2 separate regions of the Homo sapiens genome follow, and region 1 is linked to region 2. The links are chromatin loops, found by intact Hi-C in ENCODE. Cell type or tissue: PC-3. All regions are shown on one strand. Links, peaks and the distances in the headings refer to the core of each region. The heading gives the core; the rest is flanking DNA.

The links. A loop is a pair of places that touch in the nucleus more often than their neighbours do. Peaks named below come from ENCODE experiments on the same cell type or tissue, not always from the same donor. Only the 100,000 strongest peaks of a DNase experiment are listed, where the experiment ranks them.
Region 1: a loop joins it to region 2, with 2.8 times the contacts of the local background. A loop is called at or near these places in 6 of 110 quality-filtered maps.

What each region holds. Positions count from the first base shown.
Region 1 is chr3:13,213,385-13,223,851 of GRCh38, reverse strand. It overlaps a transcript of IQSEC1 not described here. Among named protein-coding and RNA genes, the nearest start is that of IQSEC1, 150 kb to the right of the region's middle. RefSeq lists enhancers at 2,551-3,073, 3,074-3,596, 3,597-4,120. In PC-3, for the core only: no CTCF peak of the experiment used is centred there; a DNase peak (open chromatin) is centred at 5,461; H3K27ac peaks cover 1,905 bases.
Region 2 is chr3:13,279,532-13,289,998 of GRCh38, reverse strand. It overlaps a transcript of IQSEC1 not described here. Among named protein-coding and RNA genes, the nearest start is that of NUP210, 140 kb to the left of the region's middle. In PC-3, for the core only: a CTCF peak has its summit at 6,309 (motif pointing left); a DNase peak (open chromatin) is centred at 6,248; H3K4me3 peaks cover 1,384 bases.

The DNA of each region.
Region 1 (10,467 bases), core at 4,016-6,515, 65 kb after region 2:
CACAAGATGTCCCCTTTCTTCCCTCCTCTCTCTGAGTCTGTCCATTTAGAAAATGCTGAGATGGGCCAGGTGTAAAGTCTGGAATGCAGCTCAAAAATGAATCAGCTTTTCCTCTTCCTGCTAATGCCTTTGCTTTGACTTCCTCTGCAGACGCCGCGGTCCCTGCATGTCCCCAGTGTGTCTCTTGTGGGCAGGAACTTGCGTTCTCAGATCTGGCTGATGGGTGCATGGGGAAGGTGGGCGCGCGAGGACCTGGGAGGCCAGTTTTTCCTGCCCTTCTGCTGGGAGGGTGGGACCTACCCACCTGTCCCCCATTCCCAGCTTCCCTCTGATGAGAAGGGCTGCCATCCCCAAGGAGTTCTGCCTCAAGGACTCCCTCTGCAGCAGGGAGGACTCTGCTGGGTGGGCGGAGAAGCTTTTCCACTCCCCAGGGGTGGAGGCTGTGCCAGGAGGTGGCGCGCTCCTATCTCTGGAGGTGGGGAAGCAGAGACCCGGGGACCTCCCTGCAATCTGGAAGATCTCCATCCTTGTGGGAGGGTTTGGGCCTTTTGGATCCAGTCTAAACCTGAGTTTGTATGTTTCCATTATTTCCTCCCAGAGCTCATGCCTCTAACTGGGAAGAAGCCAATTATGCAGGAAGCGTTGACTTTTCCATGAAGACCTGACATTCTGGGGTATTACTGAGGGAGTGTGGAGAGTCAGGCACAGCAGCTGCCATGTGCCCACTGGCCGGGCAAGCCGGGGGTCTGGATGGGTCACACCTCCCCCAACCCTGCCCAAACCTCGATGGCAGAGCCTTCTAGAACCACAGTTCTCAACCTGTCTGACAAAAGACCCCTTTTTGTTATTTCCCATCCATCACGATCGACACCTTGGTAAGTGGATGCCAGGGTGCTGAGGGGCTGGAGCTGAGTCTGGGCACTGCCTCTTGCTTTCTGAGTTTACCCTGCTGTGGGCCTGTGCCATGGGGGACCAGCCAGTCCCCAGGCTGCCCCTCAGAGAGCAGTTCCTCAGCAGCCCTAAAGGAAGCAGAGGGTCTGGGGCCCCACACACGTCGCCCTTTGTGGGTCCTGAGCTCATTGGCACATCGAGCACTCTGAGGAGTCCGGTGGGGAAGAAACGTGATCAGTTTCCCAAGCCTGTTTGACCTGGGAGTGCTTTCAATGGCCTCTACCACCGAGCTTGGCCCCCAGCGTCTGCTGCGAGAGGCCATTCTCTGGTTGGTGAGGATGTGGAGAAATAAGAACCTCTGTGGCTCCATTGCTGGGGGGAGGTAACGTGGTGCAGCCGCCGTGGGAAACGGTGTGGTGGTTCCCGAAGGAGTTAAACATACAATACAATTCCCATATGATCCGGCAATCCCACTTCTCAGTGTAGACCCAAAAGAATTGAAAGCAAGGCCTCAAACAGATGTGTGCACACCCATGTTCACAACAGCATTACTCACAATAGCCAAAGGTGGAAGCAAAGAAAGTGTCCGTGACAGATGAACGTGGTCTGTCCCTACAATGGAATATGATTCACCCTAAAAAGGAAGGGCGTTCTGTGCTGCGCTGCAACAGGGATGAACCTGGACGACAGGATGCTAGTGAATGAGCCGGCCACAAAAGGACAAATACTGCATGATTCCACTTCTGTGAGGTCCCTGGAGTAGTCACATTCACGGAGACAGAAAGTGGAATGGAGGTGCCAGGGGCTGGGGGAGGGGGGCTGGGGGTTCGTGTTTCATGGGGCAGAGTTTCAGTTGGGGAAGATGAGAAAGTCTTAATGCCACTGAAGTGTGCGCTTAAAATGGATGAGGTGGTAAATGTGTGTTATGTATCCTTTACCATAATGAAAAGGAAAGGGGACACTCCTCTGGGGGTTGCAGGGCTGTAGGCTGGGGTGTTTCTCCTCCCTCCTGCCCCTCTGCTCCGCGGCTACCATCTCCAGGCGGGCCTGGTCATGGTTGAGGAAACTGGCTCATTTTCGGAGCACACTAAATTTCCAGATCAGGCCCTGGAGTCCTTTATGAATCTAGTTTGGGAGGCTGGCTTTCCAGATCGCTGACTGCAGGGGAGTTCCCGGTTTTGTGGCAGATGCCAATGCCGGAGGCAGCTCCCTGCCGAGGAGGCCCGGCCTCTGTGATACAGTCATGGAGCCACACGCTGCCCCATTGGAGGGATGGAAGCCCCACTTGGGCAGGAGACGGAGAGCCGCCGTGGGCTCCAGGCGTCTGTTCCTGGGGCCCTGGGAGACCTGCAGTGTCTGAGCTTGTTAGGCCCCTGGGTTTGCCTTGGGAGGGCCTCCTTGGCCAGGCGGCCTGGGGTGGGCGGGCAGGGGCTTGGCCGCAGGCAGTTGGGGTGGGAGTCCACAGGTGGGGGCCCTCTACTTGGCCTTGCCTGGAAGGCCCTTCCTGTGCCCCCTGAGGATGCTTGAGGTTGAAGGAGGCCTCTGTGTGACAGAGGCTCTGTCCTAACTCCACCTCTCCCTGGCTCCTACCGCAGGGACATGTCCTGTTGGAGGAACAGTGTCACCCTTCTGGCTGAGACAGAGGGGCCTGCAGAGGGGCGTGGGTCAGGCAGCTGCCCCCAGAGCAGGCGGGCTGAAGCCTGTGTCCACCCTCAGGAAAATCCCTCTGGGCACCACCCAGGCACCCCACCGTGACCAGGGCGGGGCCTGGAATAGTGGCCTCAGGGGCAGAAACCACTTCCCTCCCCTCACCAAGGCCTCCTGGCTCCAGGCCTTGCTATGGTGTCACACTATAGGGTCCTTCCAGCGACAGCCCTGCTTATGAGCCCTGGCCTCCCCTGCTCACTGGCCTCCCTGCCTCCTTAAGCCTCAGTCGCTGCCTTTCTCTACAATGTTGTTCCCCTATGTCGTTTCCCCAACCATGGATGAGGCCAGCAGCTCTTGAAGCCGGTTTGAGAAATAAGTGGCATTAATGCCTGTGAAGTGGCCCGGTGGCTGGTAGCTGTCAATAGAAACAGGAGTTTGGCAGCAAAACCCATCCACGCAGATCTAGATGCCAGTGGATATGTGAGGAGTGTTTGGCCGGCCTGTTAATGAGGCCAGTTTAGCCAAATATCCCGGGACGTGAGTGTCCAGGCGGCATCGCCCTTCACACTTGGGGTGCTGGCTGTCCTCTGCAAGGGTCGACGTGCACCTCGGAATGTCTCAGGCCGTGCTCTGTAGGGACTGACTCCTGAGACCATGCATAAACCAGAGGAGCAAGTCAGCGATGGCCGTGAGGCTGACCTTGTCCCGACCAGGAAATAGGCTAGATCATTAATTAGTCATTTAATTCAATGAAAATTTAGCAGGGAGTCCTCTTCCCTGGGACTCAGAAGCCTTGCCTTTGAGGGACTCTCAGTCTAGACCCATGTCTCAGTCTAGATGATGGCCACAGAGCGGGAGAAGCCCCTTGTGGGGGCCAGTGGGGTGTGAGGGGCAACTGGCAGATAATGGGGTGGAAAAGGAGTAGGGGGCAAGGACCCCCCTTCTTTGCCCCCATTCTTCTCCTGGGCCCCAAGTCTCAAATTGGCAATGTTGGTCACAGGCCCTATGTGACCATTTCCAAGTTTGAAATTTGAGGCGATCAAGGTCTGGGGCTGGAACTGAGTGGCGCAGTCCCCTTGGAGGGGCCAGGCTGGCTCTCCAGTTTGCTCCAGGCCCACCTGGCCCGGCCACTGCCGGCCCCAGGAGGCAGTTGAGTTTGCAATGCTAACCCGTGCCAATTTAAAATCTTCAAAAGCACTGAAGTGCCTAAAGCTGGGGTTTAGAAATAGTGTCCCAGCAGGAGCCTGTGACGGGGGTGGTGGCAGCCTGAGCACAGGTGGCTGCACAGACCCCGGTTCCCAGGACTGGGGCTGCAGGTGACTTTTGCCACGTTTCAGGTTTCCGGTGAGGAGTTGCCACGCCTGGAGTGACTGGGAGAGAGAAGACAAATAAATGCATTCAAGTCCCAAAGTCAAACTCTCTGGATATTGTGGGCAGCAGTGGCATTAAGGAAATAAGCCACCAGCCTCTCAGGGCCTTGCTGGGAAGTGATGGTCCATGGATGAAGATGTGCCACCCCCCAGCTGGTTAGAGGCACCACCCCACCTCTGGTGGCCACGTGGCAGGCCCGGACTGTCCTCATGCTGTCCTGCTGAGGTGGCCGGGCCTTGGGCCAGCACTGGCGCCACTGCCCCAGCAAGCAGAAAGCCACTAAGCACTTGGCAGGAGCTGCTTGCTGTTGAACTATTTAACATCCTAATGCATCCACTTTCACACCTCCGCTGATCCCCGAAGACCGCCGGGTGGGTGTTGGTGAAGTGGCGATGAGTATTAATGAGGCAGCGCTCTGCGAGGTGCGTCTGCTTCATGTGCCTTCCCGCCGGGGGTGGGGGCACATCCTTGATGGTGGCCATCCCAATTTGGGGCCACCAGGGCCCCAGAAATATTTTTCCAATGTGGGGAGCTCCCTGGGGGGCTGTGGGGTGGTTACACTGCCAGGAGAAACTCCAGGGAGGGGATTTCCAGCACCTGGACAGTGTGGGCAGCCGCGGCCAGTGAAGGGCCAGTTCTGGAGTCCGCTGACCTTCGGCTTCCTCTTACCAGTGAACTTGGGAGCAGGTGTCAGGAGCACCATGCAGCCTGTCTCTGGGGAAGCATGGCTCAGCCAGGGCCTGCTGGTGAGGTGGATGGACTGAGCTTTTGGAGGGTTTTTGCAGGAGCTTGGGGGTGACATGGTGTGACGTTATTTTAAAGGCCTTTCCTGCTGTGGCACAAATTGTAGAAGGGCCCGAGGCAGCTGCCAGATCCGCTGGGAGACTGACATGGTGGCCCAGGGGAAAGCTGCTGCTGGCCTGGACCAGGGTGGCTGTGGCGACAAGAGCATTTTGGGTGCACGTGCAGCTGACTTGGTGGGTGGCATTGAGTAGGTGAGGGAAAAGGAGGCATTATGGGTGATTTGGGAGAGTTTGAGGACGTGTAGAAGCCTCTGGGGGTAGAGGTGGCGGCCGGGGCTGCCCTCCTTCCTCCAGGTTCCTTCCATTGCACACCTGCTGCCAGAGAAGTCATGCTGAAGCTGGATCTGTTCAGGCCACCCTCACTCAAGAATGTTCAATGGCTCCCCCATTGCCTGCAGGACCCAGTGCACACCCTTGAGGGTGGCAGTCAGGGGTCTCCCCGACAGACACCTCTGGGCCTGGGGCCACCCCTCACCTCCACCTGTGCATGAACAGGAGCAAATAGAGCACATGAACTTCATTTTCCAGTTTCCATGAAAAAATTTTAAAAACCTTTTCCCTTTTCCCCAGTCATGAGTTGTGAAAAGCATCTTGTGTGTTAGTGCAGCCACTATGCTGTCTCGGCCACAGGCTTCCCACACCTCCCGCCAAAGACTCTGTTGCCTTGGAGAGCAGCACCTTTTGAATGGTTCGAGTAGTTTTCAGATGAGTTATTCTGTCTGTCTTTTTCTCTCACCAGCCAGCTCATTCATGCACACACCTATGAGTCATTCATTCTACATTCCATGAGCACCTGCTGTATAGCCAGCACTGAGCCAGACCCTGGGGACTAATGGGATTAAAAAATGATCCCAACTTCAAGGATTCAGCACAGCAAGGTCCAGCCGCTCCCCACCCATGCCTTGCCCCAGGCCTCGCACACCTGGGAGCACCATAGGTGCATGTGGAAGGAAGTCAGCACACAGGAGGTGCTAGGTCACTCCTGCTCCCACCCCCGACACAGCTTTGTCAAGGTTCCCAGCCTCTGCATGTGGGAATCCTGGAATCCTAGAATGCCGGAGCTGCCAGGGGGCCTCGGAAGCCAGGGGTGCACCTGACTTTAGGTGGGGGGCTAGCATGTGATGATGGTGCTGCTTCTAGATGCTTCGGGTGCTGTGTAGAGGTCAGGTCATTACATCCCAGGTCTTTCCAGCTCTTCTGGTTCTGTATGGGACAGTGGCTCAGTTTGGTGCCAGTCTGGTGTCTGGGCCTCTTTCAGGGATCAGCTTGGGGTGAAACAGCAAGAGTCTGGAGCAAGAATGTGATGTCATTGTTTTGTGTTCCTGGTATTATTTTGAGCATTCTTTTCTATTTCAAGTAATGATAGTATTTTACATTTAAAATGTGAATATAAATAAAAGTGAATTTTCTTTTCAAAATACATTTAAGTAAAGGAGTGAGGCAATTTAAAGGAAAATACTAAGTAGTTTATAGGGACATGGCACAAAACTGGAGATGGGGCCTAGAATGAATCAAGTTGGGGAAATTTGGAGCCAGCCAGACCCAAGGCTTCTGGACCAGCTGTGGAGGTGCCTCCATTATGCTCTCTTTCTGGAGAGCAAGTCCCTCCCAGTGGTTTAAGGCAGAAGCATTGTGAAAAAAATGGTGTGAATGGAGAGAAAACTTGGTACTTCCACACAGTGGACTACTACTCAGCCCTGAAAAGGAACGATCTGCTGGTGCACCCTATGTCATGGATAAACCTCAAAAACACAATGCCAAGTGGAGGAAGCCCCGCCACCAGACTGTGGCATATGGAAGTCCTGAAAAGGCAACCCCATAGAGATAGAAGTAGATTAGTGATTGCTGGGGGCTGAAGATGGATAAGGGAATGCATTGGATGTAAATGCATGAGGGATCTCATTGGGAGAAGAAAACATTGTAAATCTAACATTATGGTGGTAATTGCACCATTCAGTGAAAGTTACAAAAGTCATTGAATTGTAAAACAAAACAAGCAAAAAAGCCTGAGTCAGGTTCACTCTGTTCAGTTGGATTTTTTTTTTAAAAGCACTAAGAATAAAATCAAAATCATCTTTTGTCATCTGTAATGGGGGAGAATGTCCTTCAGGGCTCTTCTCCATGGCAAATCCTTTGTCACCACCATTGGGCTCCTGTCATCAGCTAAGTTTTGCAGTGTGTTCACCTTGCCTGCGTCGTGATATGCTGTGTCCTATGCCATTAACTCTTCTAGGTCAGTGTGACCTAAACTCATCGGGAGAAAGCGTCCATATGTTCTGGAGTGGGCAGGGGTAAGTGAAGTTAAATGTGTGTATTCCATGTGCTAATGAATAGAATAGCATTTTGTTTCTCCACGGGGAAGAGAGTGCATCCGGGTGTTCTGTCCATCTGTCTGTCTGGACCCACTGTCCACTGCTCACCATACTCTGTGCCCTGGAGGGATGCCCTCTCTCACTGGCTTCCGCACCCTCCAGCTTTCTGGTGGGTTTACTGATGGGAGATCAGTGGGCAGGATGGAAAGAGGCTGGGATATTCATTTCTCTAGCCCCTCCTGCGGTCCCCCTGTCCCCAGCCACAGCTCCCCTCTGCAATCCCTTTGGGTTCAGGTGACTGCTCCCTCTCATCCCTTAGGTCCAGGGAGTGGACAGCTCGTCGCTCTGCTAGCCCTGGGTGTGTCTCTGGGGGGCTCCCTGCCCTCACCTGCCCTCTGTAAGCCGTCCCTTCATGTGGCTGGCTCAAGTGGCCCCTTCCGAGGGCCCCCTGTCCCCTGCTGGTAATGAGTCCTAAACATATTTGACCATGTGTTCCTCTGGGAGCTCACATGGGGCTGCTGGTGTAGGGGATGCTGGTTGGGAAATGCTGTTCTACAGCTGCGCTGTTGGCTGCCTATTTTCCCACACTGCATGGGTGCTGTTATTACATATGCAACCTCCTACCGTTGAGCAATTGGTCACTGCCAATCTTTGCATCTTTGTGCAATGACTGTGTCCTTTGGATAGATTCCTAGAATGGCCAAAGGACACGCCCACTTAAAGGCATTTCCAATAGGTGTTGGACAGAGCTCTGGAGGGCCTGCCCAGCCCCAGGAAGTGGCTCTACCCGTCTTTGAGGGCATCATCCCCTGCACATGGTGTCTGGATGTTTAGGAATCACTAAGAGAAGCAGACTTTGGCTGTGAGGGCTGAGACAGAGATTTGGTTTGGAAGCCCCGGGCCTGGTCTGCTCTGGGGCTCGGAGGATACTTGTTCTGTGAGCTCCACAGCAGATCCTGCCTGAAGGTCCCTGGCCCTTCTCAACAGGAGACGTTTGAGAAACGGGCTCTCCTCTCAGCCCAGCTGCTCCCCAGCTATATGGCATCAGCCACTGTGGAGGGGCTCTGAGCTTATGTGGGAATTGCTGATCATACCGGCCTCTCTGCCCAGCCCGTGCCAGGGGTGGAGTGCAGTGGCCATGTCGGCCTTCTCTGGGCCCCATCAACACATCCATGTGTCATCCATGCTGAGAAGATTTGGTAATGCCCTGGTGTTTTATTATCTGTGCAACTTTGCCTCCCTCGGCCCCAGGACCAAAGAGGCGTTTATCAAGCCTCTCAAATGTGCAGAGAGCTCTGTCTGGCTAATTGCAATTGTGAAGCTGTTCAGACTTAACATGGATTTTAAACGAAACTCTTGCAGTTCTTGTTCTTTGCTTTTCTGAGGGAGCCTGAGGCTGCCCTTCATGATGTCTGGCATGGCCAGAGCCTGAAGGTGGGCGCCAAAGCTCCGTGTGCTCCTGGAGCAGGTACTTTGGTTGTAGGCTGATGATCTGTGCTAATCTAGTTGGCGTGTCCTCTCGATTTCATCAGGCAGCCGTGTGGATTTCTCTGTCCTCTGGGCAAGGCCTCTGGTCAGCCATTCTGAGCCTTGGCCGCTGGTTTATTTGGAAACCTTTTCCATCCCACTGGCGGAGGCTTGGTTTGATTTTCCTCCATGCTCCTGTCTTGTGTACTGCAGGAGCCTGGCACAGGGGAGGGGTTGGTGGTAAAGAGTCACCTTCTCTTCCCTTGCCAGATGGTGCACAAGGAGCTGCATCCCCACCACCTGCCTCTCGCCTCTGCAGCCTTTGCATTCAGTAGGCACTTACTCATCCTGCCAGCCCTGAACCATGTCTGAGGGCCTAGTCTAGGTCAGGCACAGGGCTCAAGATTCTACTTATGGGTGCAGTAAATTCCACTCATCCGTTCACTCGGGTGCCTGTTCATTCGGCTAGTGCTCAGCAGAGCCCGACGTCGGTCCTGGCGCTCAGCTGCAAACACTGGGACCTGCTCTTGCTCTTTACACAGAAAGAGAAGTTCCAGAATGCCAGGTGCCGCACACCATCTGGAAGGTCAGAAAACCAGCTGCATGGTCAGGCATGGTGCCCAGCTGAGACCTCAACACCGCTCCCTGGAGACCGTGCTCCACCGGACACCAGCTCGTGTGCCACAGTGGCCCCTTGATGGCACCGTGGCCCTGCTCTTGCCAGGGTGGATTCCTGGAGGTGCCCCCTCCTCACCTCACAGGCTTCTGCTAGGATTCCTGCCCTGGTTCGTCCACCTGGCAGTGAGAGGCCCCAGGCTGCACCCACGTGCAATGGAGGCCATGAAAGGGAGTTTCCCATTTGTTTCTTGGAGGAAGGAGGGCTACGAGGAGGGACATGTCCCAGATTCAAGGCAGGGGGCCACGGCCAGAGTTCTGGCTCGAGCTTGCTGCAGCCCTGCCGTGTGCCTGCCTGTGCTGGCTGTGGGACGGGGTGAGGAGTCGGCCTGGGCAGCTCCTGGACAAGGGTGTTGGGAGCAGCAGATGTGGTGTTCCGGGTCCTCTGCAGAAGGCTGATGTTAATGACTCAGACAGGGTTAGTCTCACCCGGCCAGGGCAGGTTGGCTCTCAAAGGCTTAGAAGCCCCTGCAGTGCGACTAGAAGGGTAAGAGAGGGGTTCGTCGCGTTAAGGGTTGGGACCCTTTGGCAGGAGGGGAGAATGACACTGGAGCAGAGAGACCAGTATAGCAAAGGCCAGGAGGGGCTGGGCCGTGTGGACAGAGCACAGTGGACAGGGACACAGGGGACAGGCCTATCAGAGGAAGGAGCCGGGTGGCGGGGAGGGACCAGGAAGAGCCCGGGGGAGAGCGATGGGTCCAGGTTGGGGTTGGGAGAGGGCCCTAGATGGGACTTCTGGGCGGCAGAATCAGTGAGGCTCAGTGGCTAACTGGCTGTGGATACGAGCCCAGGATGGTGCCTGGCCCCTGGTTTTGGTGCCAGGCAGGTGGGCAGGTGATGGCCATTCCTGAGATGGCCTAGGCACTTATTTCCTTTCCTTGCAGCCATGTGCAGCATCTTTTCTACCTTGATGTTCCCAATCCCATCCCTGGGACCCACTCATATCCCTGGGACCCACTCACACTGGCCCGGTCATGTGGTGGTAATTGCTTAGCTTGCAGTCTGGTAATTACTAAATGTGTGGATTGTTTGGATTTCAGCAGGTGTAATATGATCTTTCATGACTAAAAACATGGCTCAAAGTGAAGGACATAAAGTTGAAGGAGCCGTGGATAAAATCCTGCCTTCAGGTTCCAAGAACGTGGGTGATGAGCTGATTCCATAATTCACAGAGAAGCTCAAGGAGCCCAGGGTAGCCAAAATGGTCCTGAAAAAGAACAAAGTAGGGGATCCCACAACTCCCGATGTCCAAGTTACTATAAACCAACAGTCATCATCAATACTATATGGTACCGAAACAG
Region 2 (10,467 bases), core at 4,939-7,438:
TCGCAATGGCAAGGAAGGGTGAACTGCGTGAGTCCTAGGACGGTTCCCGAGCCCCCAGCATCAGGGGTGGCAGGCCTCTGGGAACTAGGGGTGGGAAAACTGATGCTCCTGTGAGACCGGTGAAGGGAAGGACTCAGGGAAGGTGGCCACCATTCACCTGGAGACAACTGCAGCCAGACAGGGCCTGTCCCAGAGAACCCCAAGGCTAGATTCTTTGTATGAAATCTCCTGCCCTTAAAATGGTGGCAGCGGATACTCATTATGTTAAACGCTGCCTGTCTTGGGCTGGGATGCCGGCTGCACCATTTGCAACCTTTGTCCTGGGGTCAAGTTCAGTTATGGGACTGAGAGCCATGTCTCTACCATGACTGTGGCACTGATTCACACATTTATTCCTTCAACAAGGACCCAGTGATCTGTGGCTTCTCTGGGCTAGGCCCTTGGCTGGAGGTTACAGCCTAGGTGAGAGGCTGGCGAGGCTTCCCTGGACAGGTGCATCTAGGCTCTGACCCAGTACAGGGCTCCTGTGGCGGGGGGCTTCATGCTCAGTGTGGGGAAGCCAATTACCTACCCTCACTGCACCCCATCGCCCTACTCCAGGTTGAGCCCTCACGGGAACACTAAAAGAATGACCAGTATTCTTACTTTCAGCCACTCTAGTTGGTATGCGGTGGTATCTCAGTGTGGTTTTTTCCTAACAGTTCTACTGAGATATAGTAAATATGTCAAATAACTCACCATTTTAAAGTGTGCCACTCTATGACCTTTAGAGTATTCGTAGATGTGTACAACCATGACCACAGTCAATTTCAGACCATTTTCATTACCCCATAAGGAAATCTTCACCCTCCACTCCTGCCCCTAAGTTGTGGGCAAACACTAATCTACTTTCTGCCTCTATATATTGGCCTGTTCTGGACATTTCACTGGAAAGGAATCATACAATGTGTGGTCCTTTGTGACTGGCTTCTTGTACTCAGCATGATGTTTCCAAGAGTCATAATGTTTTCTATTCTCTTGGGCATATACCTAGGAGTGGAATTGCTGGGTCGTGTGGTTTAAATGTTTACATGTTTGAGGAACTGCCAGGCAATTTTCCAAAGCAGCTGCACCGTTTTACATTCCCAACAGTGGTGTATGAGGACTCCAATCTTTCTCCCTCCTCAGCAACACCTGTTAGTGCTAGTAGTTTTTGTTTGGTTTTGTTTTGTTTTGTTATTTGAGACAGAGTCTTGCTCTGTCGCCCAGGCTAGAGTGCAGTGGTGCAATTTTGGCTCACTGCAACCTCCAACTCCGGGGTTCGAGCAATTCTCCTGCCTCAGCCTCCTGAGTAGCTGAGATTACAGGCACCCGCTACCACGCCCAGCTAATTTTTTTGTATTTTTAGTAGAGACGGGGTTTCACCATGTTGGTCAGGCTGGTCTTGAACCCCTGACCTCGTGATCCACCCGCCTCGGCCTCCAAAAGTGGTGGGATTATAGGCATGAGCCACCGCGCCCGGCCTTGTGCTAGTAGTTTTTAGTCCAGCCAACCTAGTGGGTTGCACCTGGTGGGTATAAGCGGTTAACTGGTGTGTCAAACTTTTGATTTGCATTTTTTTCTGATGGCTAATAATGTTGAGTATCTTTCCTTGTGCTTATGATATCCTCTTTGTTGTGATGTCTATTCAGATCCTTTCCCATTTTTAAGTTGAGTTATTTGCCTTTTTTATTATTGAGTTGTAAAATTTATTTATGTATGCTAGATACATGTCTTTGATCAGACATGTGAACAGCAAACATTTTCTCTTCTGTGGGTTTTTTCTCTTCTGTCACTTTCTTTACTGAAGTCCTTCAAAGCGTAGAAGCTTTCAACGTTGCTGTTTCCCAGTTTATCTCCTTTTCCTTTGTTGCTTTGCTGTTGGTGTCATCTCTAAATCCCTGGGGTTTTAATTTGCATTTCCCTAATGACTGATGATATTGAGCTTCTTTTAATTTGCTTATTTGGCATTTATATATCTTTGGTGAAATGTCTGTTTAAAACGTATGCCCATTTTTAATTGGGTGTTTTTTCTTGTTTTTATTGAGTTGTAAAAGTTCTTTATATATTCTACACACAAGTCCTCTGCTGGATATCGAGTTTGCAAATATTTCCTCCCAGACTGTGACTTACCTTTTCATTTCTTAACAGTTTCTTTTGAAGACCAAGCTTTTTTTTTTTTATTGCAGTGAAGTCCAATTTGCTGATTTTTTCTTCACTTAGAGTTCATGCTTTTGGCGTCACATTTAAGAAATATTTGCCAAATTCAAGGCCATTAAGAGCTTTTCTAGAAGTTGTACCTATTTAGCTCTTACATGGGTTCTGTGATCTAGTCCCAGTTAGTTTTGTAGATACTCTGAAATGGAGGCAGAGGTTCATTCTTTTGCATATTATCCCAGCAGCTTTCTCAGGCAACACTTGTTGAAAGACTATCCTTTCACTCATTGAGTGGCTTTGGCATCTTTGTCAAAAATTGATTGCCCACATATGTGTGGGTCTACTTTGAGACTCTCTTCTAGTTTGTCAATTTATGTGTCTCTCTTGACACTGGTACCCATTGTTTTGATTACTCTTGCTTTATAATAAGTGTTGAAATCTAATAGAGTAAGTCCTTCCGCTTTGCTTTGCTTTTTGGTGATGTGAGTGGGATAGTTTGTATTGGATGACACTCCCTGTGTGCTGTATGTCAGGGCCCTGCCCATTGAATGTCAGAGCATTGTCAGTCATTCTCATGACCAAAAACATCCCCCACCAGATTTTCAAATGTTCTGACCAGGGACAATACCCTCTTAAGAGAATTTCTTCTCTAAAGGAACAAGAATCAGAATGACATCAGCGGCACTAGGTAATGGAGGAAAATGGAGCAAACCTTTCCATGGTCTGAGGAAACTGATTTGTAACCCGGAATTCTATACCCAGCCAAACTACCAATCAAATCTGAGGGCAAAGTAAATACTTTCAGACACACAAGGACTCAGAGACCTACCCATAGGCTGTGTCTGGCAGAATTGCCTGAGGATATACTCTGCAAAGTAGAAAATGAACCCAAGAAAGACAATACACAGGATCCAAGAAAGAGTGGACTCAATCCAGAAGTGTAATGCCAAGAAATCCCTGATAATAGCTGTGTAGCAGGCCCAGGAAGTAGCCAGCCCAAATTATAATAGTGAGTCAGAGAGTGCTCAGGGGAAGGTTTTTAAGGAAAAAAATGAATTTCTTATAAAAAGGACAATATTAAAAAGATTGATGATCTTACCAAGAAGCTGGATGTGAATAATAATAGGAAAATTCACAAATGATTTTACATAGTATACTTCCCCTTTCTCTGTTTCCTCCTCCATATTTTTGTAACCTTTATTTTTTTGGAGTGCACACTCACATCTTCCTTTCTGCAATTGAATTTAAATTACTTGGCCTCGAATTTATCACATTGGAAATGCCGGTTATCAGTTTTTTCAGGTGGCAGAACGTATCTGTATACAAAGCCGGGAGACCTTAACTAGAGTTACAGACTAGCATGCACATCCTATAAATCCTAACGAGGTCAAAGGACTGGTGTCAAGATGGGAGAGGAAGGGAAGGGAAGGGAAGGAGAATGTCCTGGGTCACCTCCCAGGGAAACATTCTGAGAGGGAGGTTTGCACACAGGAGGTTTCTTGGGGAGAGCTCAGGGGCCAGCACCAGCGAGGGAGAGAAGAGGCAGGATTGGCAGAGGGAGAGGCTGGGCCACAGTGTGAATCCTACAGAGGCTTGGCTAATCCCACGGGAGCTCTGGAGCTAGGATGACCCTGCAGAGTTGCCCAAATTGAGGCAAGGGGGCCAGGCTGTTGTCCTCCTGCATGGACCAGTCACTAGTTGGGGGCTGCCCTGGGAAGGGGAATGTAACCTTGAAGATTCCATCAGCACAGGGCAATTTCCTGAGACGGTCTTTGCTGAGCTGGTGCGAGGCGAGGGCCTCACCTTGAAGGGGGAATCTGGGCAGCAACCACAGCATCCATGACACGGTGCTTCAAGGACTCTAGAGGCTCTGATTCTTTTATTGCACATCGTGGGAATTTAGATGAGAGACTGCAGCTGAACTGGACGGCCTTTAACTGCTCTGACGTCTTGGTGCTGCCAGCCGAGTGAAAGCAATCCACCCTGTCCCTCTGTGTCTCATCTGCCCTCTGCTCATCAGTGTTCCTATGTCCGGGGCCATGTGGTGAGACTGGGAGAGACCCCTGGGTGCCCAAGAGCCCCGAGTCCAGTCCAGAAGCAGGTGGGAAGCCAATTAACTCACTGCATGCGGGGGTCAGAGCAGGGAGGCTGGAGGACCAGGCCACAGGGCTTTTATGTGGGGCCCTGTGGGATGGCCCTGGCCTGTGCCTGCTCATCCCCCTTGCTCATTCTCTGTCTCCATGTGAGAACTCTTAAAGAGCATGGGCCCAGAGCCTGGCCACAGTCGATGCTCGGCCACATTTACTAAAGGAGTGGCTGGCTGAGGCTCTTTGAGGAAGAGGCCTCCCTTCTCTGGTGGGGACAGGCATTGTTCCTCCCTCGTTTGGGAGCCAGGAAGGAGGGTGGACTTGGCCCCATTGCTGGTGGCAGACTCCCCTATAACCTCCAGCTCCGGGGAGCTGGCTGTCGCTGGAACACCCCCGAGTCCCAGGAATGGAAAGCAAGGCAGATGAGTGAGGCAGAGGGAGAGGACAGGCCCGAGGGGCTCCCTGCTCCCACTCCTACTGCCTAAAGAGGAGTCCAGGGATCCTGGCCGGAAGGAGCAGGGAGTGGGCCAGGAAGGCCACTGTTGTTGTTCACCACCTATGCCCTGAGGATCTCTCTGCTTGCCTCAGAGCCTGGGGAATGGCAATTCCAGGAGGACAGGGCCCTGCCTAGGCCTCGGGTGCAGTGCTCCTGCCTGGAGGCTCGAACAGCACCTTGTCGGCCTGTTGTCATCTTCTGCCCTGGCCAAGCCTGGAAGCTCCTGAAAGGCAGGGCTGAGGCCTCCTCCCCTTATGGTGTCTGGTGTCATCCGGGCCTGGTACAGATTGGGTGTTCTGTCTGCTGAGTGGCAAGGTGACCTGCCTCAGGGAGCAAGGAGGTAGTGCAGAGATGGAGATGTGGGGTCATCTTCAATCGGGAACAGCTGGAAGGGGTGTCTGGGGGCTCCACATGGGCATTGAGCATAGAAAGGGAGCCTGGCTGCTCCTTCCCCAACCCCTGCAGCTCTGTCCATCAGCCATGATCCTCACTGACAGGCACCAGGGTTTAGAGTTACCTTCCCTCCAGCCCCAAACACTGGCAGAGACCCGTGCGCAACTGCAGGGTCAGGCCTCCCATAAGGTCATGAGAAGCCTGGGCTACACGGATCCCTTTTTGGGAAGCTCCTCAGGTATTATCAAATGAGGAGATATTAGATTAGAGTGGCAAAGATGTTGGTATATTTTCAATTTATAAACCAAAATGATCAATGATTTGTACATGTACAAATAGGATGGTATCTGATGGTGTTCTTCAAAAGGTGATGATAAGATTTATAAAGATAACATTAATCTTGAGAACAGGACGTGTCTTAGAAATGAGGGACAATTTTAAAGTTGTGTTGAGCTTTCATTTAGGGTGGTGTGTGTATGATCTCATCCTCGTATAACAGTCCTTGGGGAACTTGAGGCTTCCACTACATGGCCCCACTACCATTCTGGGCCCTGCCCGTGGGACAGCCAAGGTGGGACACCGAAGGAGGCCTGAGGACCCTGGAGGGTCTGAGGTCTCTCTATGCAGTCTCCTCCTCTCCTGGGGATGGAGGGATAGCAACAAACATAAATATGGAACACCAAGTGTCAGTGAAGCTGGTGTAACAAAGGCAATGCCACCCGCATGTAAATAACAGCTTTAAAAATATATGAGATGTAGCTAAAGCTTTACCCAGAGGTAAATTTATAGCCTTAAATGCATTTGCTAGAAAATGGAACTGTAGAAATAAGCCAGCTCAAGTCAAGGAGATAGAAAAGTGAGTTTAGCCCCAAAGAAACTTGGGGTATGAAAATTACAAAGATTAAGAAAATAATCAACAAATGGAAAATATTTTGGCTGAGGAAAGGTAGGCTCCAAGGGGTAAAACAAATTGCTGCAGATCTCAACGCCGAGCAGAGGCGGGGCTTCCCTCCACAGATTATCAGTTCCCCACCGCAAGTGTGAGTGGTGGGTTGGGCCCCTGAGCCTTGGCAGCTCAGCAAATAGAACCATGGAGGCTTCAGGGCCACCTTCTGGTTGCAACTGGGAAGGGACGGCCGGGGAAACGTCTTGCTTCTACAAGTACAAAACATTCCCAGTGTTTTATTTTATTATTTTATTGGTATTTTTGTAGAGCCAGGGTCTCGCTCTTTTGCCCAGGCTGGTTTCAAACTCCTGGGCTCAAGCGATCCTCCTGCCTCGGCCTCCCAAAGTGCTGGGATTAGAGGCGTGAGCCTCCGCACCCTGCCCATACCCAGTGTTTTGGTAGACTCAGATCAATAAGAAATGCCAATGTTCTCGTGAGTGTGTTGATTTTTTATTTACACTTTTCCTAAAATCGTCCGCTGATGGATTCGAGATGTATTTCACGGAATCGCTTCCGATTTAAGGCGCCCGAGGCGGCCGGAGAAGGATGGAGCTGTCCCCCGACGCCTGGTGCGGGGGCGCGGGACCCAGGGGCGGTCCCAGCAGGCGGCGCCCTCCCCGCCCTCTTCCCGCGCCGCGGCCGGCACTTTGCAAAACTCCTCGCCTGCCCGCTGCGGCCGCAGCTCCGCGCCCTGCCGCCCCGGCGCGTCCGCGGGGCAGCGGGCGGCGGAGCGCGGCGGCGCGGGGAGCAGGAGGCGCGGGGGCCCCGGGGGCGGCGCCGGCGGAGGCGGGAGCCGAGGCGGGGCCGCGGCAGCCCCGCGCCGCGCCGAGCCGCCGTCCCCGCCGCGCAGCCATGGCCGCGCCGCCGCCGCCCCGCCGCCCGCTCGCCTGAGGCGCGGCCGGCCTCCGGGCGGGGGGCCATGGCCAGCGCCGCCGAGCCCCCCGGCCAGGCGGCCGAGTACCTGCAGGAGCTGACCCGGATCGTCGCCGCGCAGCAGGAGCTGCTGGCGCGCCGGCGACGGCGCATCGAGGAGCTGGAGCGCCAAGTGGCGCGGCTGAGCCGGGAGAACGCCGGCCTGCTGGAGCGACACCGGCGACACCTGGCCGCGTGCGCCCGCCGCCCCGACCCGGGCCCCGGCCCCGGCCCGCAGCCGCTCGGCGCCATCCCGGAGCTCGGCGGCCGCCGCGACAAGTAAGCGGGGCCCGGGGCGGCGGGCGTGTCGGGGACGTGGGAACTTCTTGGGGTCCGCGGCTTCCCTCGGGGCTTGGCGGGGAGGTGGGCGGGTGCGGGAGGGCGCGTGGCCGGCCCGGGAGCGCCCACACCCGCCGCCAGACCCCCAGGGGCTCCCTGGGATTCTCTGGCGGGGTCGCCGCCCAGATCCGGAGCTCGATCTCGGGTGGGGACTGGGTTCCCTGGAAAAGGGCTCCAGGGAGCTGCTCAGCGCTCCCGCCGGCCTGGCTCTGCGCTGCGGCGCGGACTCAGGGTTGGCGACCCCCGGGGCTCGGACGAGCCGGGCGGAGGTCTGTCCGGGGAGCGGACCTAGGTCTCGGAGCAGCAGGGCGAGAACTTCCGACCCAGAGATCCCGAGACCGGTAGGGAGGGGTCGCGGGCCGCGCGGATCCCGCCCTGGAGCGGGCCTGGGTCGCTTGCGGGTTGCGGTGTCCCTGGAATGGACTCTGCGCTGTGTCCAGTCCGGGACGCGCAGAGCCCTCTTCTGTGGACGCCTCTGTCTCTTACTTCAAGGCTGGGGTTAATTCCCGACTGCCTCGCCCTGGGATTACCCGGGGCTATTTCGGACCCAGGATTAAGTGAGGGATGGGGAGAGGTACAGGGCGGGGCTGTCCAGCAGCCCTGGACCCCAGCGTCCCTACCGGCTCGCAGCCCGCCAGCCGGGTTCCCGTTTGCCTCCCATGAGTGTCGGTGTCGAAACCCGGAGCAGCCTCACCGTGTGGACCTTCGGGCGCCCATCTGGGGCAGGACAAGGGGGCTGGGAGGCTTCGGTGTCTCTGGGGCGGGGTTTCTGCTGCTCTGTGCCCTCTGCCTGCCCCTCTGCCTCTCTGTCTTCGGGATCACCCGGGGCCCACTATGGCTTGGCCTGGGGAAGACTAGAAATCACTGTGTGGTTGGGGGAGTGGCCGTGGTCAGGGCTTCAGGACAGTCTTCCTGCTGGGCGGCCCTTCCAGGGTGGAAATGGGGGAGGAGTTAGCTGTGGCCCCAGAAGGTGGGGTGGTTCCTGATTCCCAGGAGTCCCAGTACTGTCATGGAAACCCGAGTTTCCCACCCCAGGGGGGCTGCAGCGACTGTGGCCATGGGACAGGCCCTGTCTGCTGCCCTGCCTGGAGGGTGTGCTGGCTCTGGGCGGTGCGGGTGGGGCTGGGGGGCTCTTTGGAGGAGGAGCATTGTGAGGATGGGGTCGGGCTGTGGGTGAACACATACATGGCTCTGTGCGTGGCAGGCGTGGGTGTCAGGCTCTTGCTCTCTGTGAATGGAGAAGGAGGAGCGGGACGTGTGTATAGCTCCTAACTGGTGTCACTGGGAGGAAGCAGAGACCCCGCCCACTGCCTGTCTGGGCCCCACTCCTGGCCCTCCGGAGTCTCTGAGACTCCCTTCACTCTTCAGTCCTGCCACAGCAGCTGTGGGTCTCCCGGAGCTGGTCTCACAGGGGCCCGGGCCCTTTCTCCCACACCAGGACCAAAAGAGAAGCTGGGGCTGCCCAAGGAAAGTCCTCAGCAGCTTGGGGAGGCGGCACCAGGGCAGGTCCCAAGTCCCTGCTTTCATGGGAAGCAGTGACACGTTGGTCAGCACATGCCTCACAACACCACCCTGGGGAATGGCTTCCTTTTTCCCTTCAGCGTCACCCCTGGTGACCACGCAGGGGACAGGAGGATGCTGAGAGGGAGCACGTCGTCCTTCCGTGGGGCATCCCCCTGGGTTGCATCCAGGCAGCCGCCTTGGCCGGGAAGCCGGGATGGGAAGGCTGGGATTTTGTTTCAGAAGTCCCTGGTTCTGTGTCCACCTGGCTTCCCCTTAGTGGAGACACAGCCAAGGCCTGTGAGGGAGAGCATTGCCTTTAGGGAAAGCAGAGTGGCAGCACAGTCCTCAGCCCACGGTCTAGGTCAAGCACAGCTTCCAAACTTGAATGTGTACACCAGGAGTCTGGGAATCTTGCTACAATGCAGATGCTGAGCCAGTGGGTCTGGGGTGGGCTGGAGTCTGCATCTCTAGCCAGCTCCTAGGACACCCGCTGCTGCTGGGCCCGGACCCCAGGGTGAGCAGTGAGGCTGTGGGGAGTCTTGGTGTGAGCAGGAGCTGTGGGTGGGTTCCCTTCAAGATGGAGCAGCCGGACCCATTTTTGTGCATCTGATTCACTCCCTAGTCTTTTGGGAAGGAGAATGCTGGAGTCTCCTCCCCTCACAGGAGACTCACAGGGACGGGGGCATCACATGGCCTGCTCACATGCGTGGGGTTCTGGGCCCCCCCGGGGCTGCTCAGCAAACCATGGATTGGATGTATCCCACTGCCCATCTGCAGAGCAAGGTGATTTATGCCTAAGGAACATGGGATAACCAATCCCCTTGAGGACTTTTATTAAGCACCTGCTGTATGCAGACTCATTATCAATGTGCTTGGAAACATAAGAGGAAGAATGGAGAGGAAGAGAATAAGCAACTCTGTGTAGAGAGAGCAACATGAGTGGACAAACTAGGGTCCTAGGCCCAGCCCTGCACTTCCCAGCCGGTGACCATGGGACAAGTCATACTACCCCTCGTAGCCTCAGGTTTTCTGAAATGCACGCAAAGCAGGAATGATCATAGCTGCCTCCCATACTTTTTTGAGAATTAAGCAAAGATGGGCATGGAGGAAACTGGTATACAGTAAGTGCTTAATGCAGGTCAGATTCTTCCATTGTCCACCTGTTTGTCATTTCTTTTGGGCCAACTGAGCACAGGCAGGGGGTGAGACCTTTGGAGCCAGGGGCAGGAGGCATGGAGAGGGAAATGGGGTACCGTGAGAAGGGCTGCCCAGAGGCTAGGTGGGGGTTGAGCATGGGTTTCCCAAGGTGACAGGGCCATGCAAGGCCACAGCATCAGGATTGACTTCCTGCTGAGGACTCTGCTCCCCTTTCCCCCTACCTGCACACAGAGGCCCTGTGAGGGAGGGTCTGGCGAGCATGCCAGGCTAAGCCAGGCCTGGTGGACCTCCTACTCAGCCTCCAGATTCTCTGGCGTGAGTCAGGAGCCCCCAGCCCGCCACACAGACAGAAGGTGCAGTGACTCGAGGGGGGTTGGATGGATGCAATTGAGAGATCACTGAGCAGCCTCGTCCTGGGACAACAGTTAGCCTGGCACTGCCCCATCCATGCAGTCCAT